2 separate regions of the Homo sapiens genome follow, and region 2 is linked to region 1. A link is a loop called in an ENCODE intact Hi-C map of the cell type or tissue named here. Cell type or tissue: HCT116. All regions are shown on one strand. Region 1 overlaps PHYHD1 (phytanoyl-CoA dioxygenase domain containing 1). Region 2 overlaps KYAT1-SPOUT1 (KYAT1-SPOUT1 readthrough).

The links. Peaks named below come from ENCODE experiments on the same cell type or tissue, not always from the same donor. Only the 100,000 strongest peaks of a DNase experiment are listed, where the experiment ranks them.
Region 2: it touches region 1 in a loop (12-fold over the local background); 102 of 110 quality-filtered maps call a loop at or near these places.

What each region holds. Positions count from the first base shown.
Region 1 is chr9:128,926,658-128,929,157 of GRCh38, forward strand. It overlaps PHYHD1 (phytanoyl-CoA dioxygenase domain containing 1), which reads left to right. Exons shown (of 13, transcript NM_001100876.2): 4 at 381-539. Among named protein-coding and RNA genes, the nearest start is that of PHYHD1, 6.9 kb to the left of the region's middle. In HCT116, a CTCF peak has its summit at 1,452 (motif pointing left); a DNase peak (open chromatin) is centred at 1,444.
Region 2 is chr9:128,862,594-128,865,093 of GRCh38, forward strand. The region is part of intron 1 of KYAT1-SPOUT1 (KYAT1-SPOUT1 readthrough); the gene reads right to left. All of the region lies in intron 1 of KYAT1 (kynurenine aminotransferase 1), which reads right to left. Among named protein-coding and RNA genes, the nearest start is that of KYAT1, 18 kb to the right of the region's middle. RefSeq lists an enhancer at 997-1,291. In HCT116, a CTCF peak has its summit at 1,152 (motif pointing right); a DNase peak (open chromatin) is centred at 1,178; H3K27ac peaks cover 273 bases.

The sequences.
Region 1 (2,500 bases):
AAGTGATTCTCCTGCCTCAGCCTCCCAAGTAGCTGGGACTACAGGCATGCACCACCATGCCCAGCTAACCATGCCCTGGCTGGTTTGAGACCAGCCAGGATGGTCTCAAACTCATGACCTCAAGTTATTGCCCGCCTCAGCCTCTCAAAGTGCTGGGATTAGAGGCATGAGCCACTGCACCCGGCCTCACTACTTGTTCTTCCATTCAAGCAGCCAATATTGATTGCTCTTTGCTGGGTGCCAGACTCCATGCCTGGGGTTGGGGACAGGGCAGCAAACAAGATACCTGGTCCCACCTTCACACAGCTGCAAGGTTGAGGGAAGGGTCAGACAGGAGCATTTGCAGACTGGGGAAGCCTGAGTCTCAAGCCTGCCTGCAGTTCCAACAGGATGGATTCCTGGTGCTGGAAGGATTCTTGTCTGCGGAAGAGTGTGTGGCCATGCAACAAAGGATTGGCGAGATAGTGGCTGAAATGGATGTTCCTCTCCACTGCCGCACAGAATTCTCCACCCAGGAAGAGGAGCAGCTTCGAGCCCAGGTAGGTGTCTGGGGCACATGAGGATGGGATGTGGCTTTTGAGGGAGGGCTTGGTCCCCGGCCAGAGCAGCATCGTGGAAGGGAGGATCCCAAGGCTCCAGGGTGTCAGGCCAAGCCCCTTACACACCTTTCCCTCGCTCCTCACTGGGAAGTTATCAAGTAGGCTTTATTGTCCTTTTTTTTTTTCTTTTTTCTTTTAAAACAGAATCTCACTCTGTTGCTCAGTCTGGAATTCAGTGGCGCGATCTCAGCTCACTGCAACCTCCGCCTCCCGGGTTCAAGTGATTCTCCTGCCTCAGCCTCCTGAGTAGCTGCACTTACAGGCATGCGCCACCAGGCCCGGCTAATTTTTGTATTTTTAGTAGAGACAGGGTTTCATCATGTTGGTCAGGCTGGTCTTGAACTCCTGATCTCCAGGTGATCCACCAGCCTCAGTCTCCCAAAGTGCTGAAATTACAGGCTATTATTATCCCCCCATTAGACAGTTGGGGAAAATTAGGTTCAGATCACTTGCCCCAAGCCACACAGTTAGTAGTGGACAGAGTCAGGATTTCAACCCAGATCTGTCTGATACCAAGTCCCTGCTGTTCCCAGCTTGGCTTTACTTTCTGTTTTCCGGCTGTTCTCTGGTCACCGAAGGCCACTTTGTGGCCAGCCACCTGGAATGAGCACAGTGGTCTGGATGACCCCCACCTGTGTAACTATCCCCCATGAGACTAGGAACTCAGATTTTCTCCCCCCAGTGACCGAATAGGTCACATGATAGGACCCAGTACAGTTTGCAATGGGTAAATTGAAGACTCTGGGGTCTCCCACACCGTTCTCTTGACCCTTCCTAGTCAGAGTTTATTATGAGCCTGCTTGCGCCTGGGCCAGGTGAGATCCTGGCACTCACGCCGAGGAGCACCTGCCATCTGGTGGGCATTAGCAGAAATACAACAGCCGGAAGCCATCCCAGGGAATGGGAAGAATGGGGTCTTGAGAAGGAAAAAGAACCAGTTAAGGAATGACAGTTTCTTCCAAAAAGCTGGTCTCATTTGCTGCACAGCTGCCTTCCATTCGGGGGGATACTGGGGGAAGCAGAGACAGCTCCTGCAGCCAGAGACAGGCAGGCCACTCAAGGGTTCCTAGGAGTAAGAAGGGCCGAATCCTGTGCCCTCCAAGCTGCCTTCAGAGACTAATGGGTTGTGGGGTGGGAAGAAAGTGAGAATAAAGCTGATATATTGGCCGGGCGCAGTGACTCACGCCTGTAATCCCAGCACTTTGGGAGGCCGAGGTGGGTGGATCATCTGAGGTCAGGAGTTTGAGACTAGCCTGGCCAACATGGTGAAACCCTGTTTCTACTAAAAATACAAAAATTAGCTGGGCCAGGTGATGCATACCTGTAATCCCAGCTACTTGGGAGGCTGAGACAGGAGAATCGCTTGAACCCAGGAAGTGGAGGTTGCAGTGGGCCAAGATCATGCCACTGCACTCCAGCCTGGGCAACAGAGCAAGAATCCTGTCTCAAAAAAAAACAAAAACAAAAACAAAAAACTGATATATCTTGGTTTATAATGCATGCAAAGAAAAGAGCTTGGCATGGTGCCCAGCACTCAGTAACATCCTCAATATTCACTCTTGATACTGTGAGAAAAAAAAAGATCAGTGGGCGTCCTGTTTCATTTTCTTGGGTTACCTCCAGCTTTCCTTGTTTGAGTTATTTTACAACACTGTAAGTTGGATAAAACTGATAATAATGCACATGATACTTGTCCAAGTAGGGGGTCAGTACCACTCTGTTCCAATCACGTTACCATGAACTGGGTCCTGGGGAATGCAATTATTGCCCTGTGGATAGAACAGTTGGGCAGCTGGGTGTGGTGGCTCATGCCTGTAATCCCAGCAGTTTGGGAGGCCAAGCAGGGAGGATCGCTTGAGCCCAGGAATTCGCAAACAGCCTGGTCAACAAAGTGAGACCTG
Region 2 (2,500 bases), 64 kb before region 1:
GGCACTGCCAGTTCTCAGGAAAGGCGGTGCCTTCTGTGTGTCCAGATCACTGGCTCCATGGGGGTCAAGAAGCTGGGTGGCACCTGTGCTGCACACGGATATGCTTAAACAATCTTGCAGCCTTGGGGGTGGGGCTGGAAACCAGGATCGGCTTCCATTGCAGGGGACTGGCAGTGCATCGGGCCTATGTGTGGCCGGGTAAGACTGGGCATAGGAGTCAATGTTGGTTTGTTTGTTTTTTGACACAGAGTCTCGCCCTATCTTTTTATCACCCAGGATGGAGTGCAATGGCATGATCTCGGCTCCCTGCAACCTCCGCCTCCCAGGTTCAAGTGATTCTCATGCCTCAGCCTCCCGAGTGGCTGGGATTACAGACGCGCGCTACCATGCCCGGCTAATTTTTTTGTGTGTCTTTAGTAGAGATGGGGTTTCACCATGTTGGCCAGGATGGTCTTGAACTCCTGACCTCATGATCCGCCCGCCTCGGCCTCCCAAAGTGCTGAGATTACAGGCATGAGCCACCATGCCCGGCCAGAAGTGAATGTTATGTTGCACCCTCCACAGGGTAGGTCTGTTCTATTACCACACCCAGGATCAGGCCCCAAGTAGACACACAAGGAGGAGGGCAGTGCTGAGAGACGGGGGAAGGATTAGAACACAGGCTTTGATGACCTTGGCAGTGTGACATGAGGCAAGCCATTTTACCTCTCTGAACATCAATTTTCTATGCATGAAATAAATAATAATAATTCATGGAGGCTGGGCATGGTGGCTCACACCTGTAATCCCAGCATTTTGGGAGGCTGAGGTGGGCAGATCGCTTGAGCTCAGAAGTTCAAGACTAGCCTGGGCAACATAACAACACCCTTTCTCTACAAAAAAAAAAACCAAAACAACAAAAGGATCCAAATACAAGAGCTTGCACCTGAGCATGTGCACACATCTCTGTGTCTGTGTCTGTGAGCTTATGGGTGTGGTGAAGGTAGGTTCCAGGAACTTAGGAGGGAGGGAGGGAGGGAGAAGCCATAAGGGGTTCTCAGCCAAGAGCAGAAGGGTACAGGGGGCACGTAGGCTGCCTTAACCCAGCAACTTGGCCAGGTTGGTTGGGAGCAACTTGGGGGCTTGTGGGTGTGTTATTCCCGAGTCGGCCAGCAGGGGGCGCAAGGAGCCAGGCCCCTCGTGGCTTTGAGGTTGCTGGCCCAGGTCACAGAGCAACCTGCTGGCCCCAGGAGGGGACTACGCCTCACTTCACAGAGGAGGCCCAAAGCAGGGAGGGTGCTGCTCCAGGTTCCCGCATAAGGCAGGACTCCTGACCTCCCAGGCACACCTCCCTCCAATGCCCTGCGCCTCACCCCTTTTCTAGGAAGCAGGCCTTCCCTAGTCAGCTCCTCAACAGCCCTGGCAGTCACCTTTTATTTACCACACGCTTTCCTGTGCTAGGTGCCCCGTGGAGCCCTACACGTCCCACCACTTAAAAATGTTTTTCAGGCCGGGCGCGGTGGCTCACACCTGTAATCCCAGCACTTTGGGAGGCCGAGGCAGGTGGATCACAATGTCAGGAGATCGAGACTGTCCTGGCTAACACAGTGAAACCCCGTCTCTACTAAAAATACGAAAAAAAAATTAGCCAGGCATGGTGGCGGGTGCCTATAGTCCCAGCTGCTTGGAAGGCTGAGGCAGGAGAATGTTGTGAACCCGGGAGGCGAAGATTGTAGTGAGCCGAGATTGCGCCATTGCACTCCAGCCTGGGCGACAGAGCGAGACTCTGTCTCAAAAAAAAAAAAAAAAAAAAAGTTTTTCATTTAAAAAATTTTGGTAAAATACACATATCATAAACTTTACCATCTTAACTATGTACAGGTATACAGTTTTGGGAACTGTTTTCATCTTGTAAAACTGACAACTCTGTACCCATTAAACAATTACATCCCTTTACCCTCTGGCCCATAGCCCAGCCCATTTGCTGTCTCTGCGATTTTGACTACTTGAAATCAGGTCCCATCACTTTTATTATTTATTTACTTATTTTTTGGGGGACAAAGTCGTGCTCTGTCGCCCAGGCTGAAGTGCAGCAGCGCGATCTCAGCTCTCTGCAACCTCCGCCTCCCATGTTCAAGTGATTCTTGTGCCTCAGCCTCCCGAGTAGCTGGGACTACAGTTGTGCACCACCATGTCCAGCTAATCTTTGTATTTTTAGTAGAGACAGGGTTTCACCATGTTGACCAGGCTGGTCTAGAACTCCTGACCTCAAGTGATCCGCCTGCCTAGGCCTCCCAAAGTGCTGGGATTAGAGGTGTGAGTCACTGCTCCTGGCTTCCCATCACTTTTAATCCTATAAGAAAGATTCCTTCAAGAGGCTAAGTGGTCAGGTACAGTGGCTTATGCCTGCAAGAGAGGCCAAGGCAGGAGGATCCCTTGAGCCCAGGAGTTCGAGACCAGCCTGGGCAACGTAGTGAGACTCAATCTCTACAAAAAATAATAAATTATCTGGGAGTGGTGG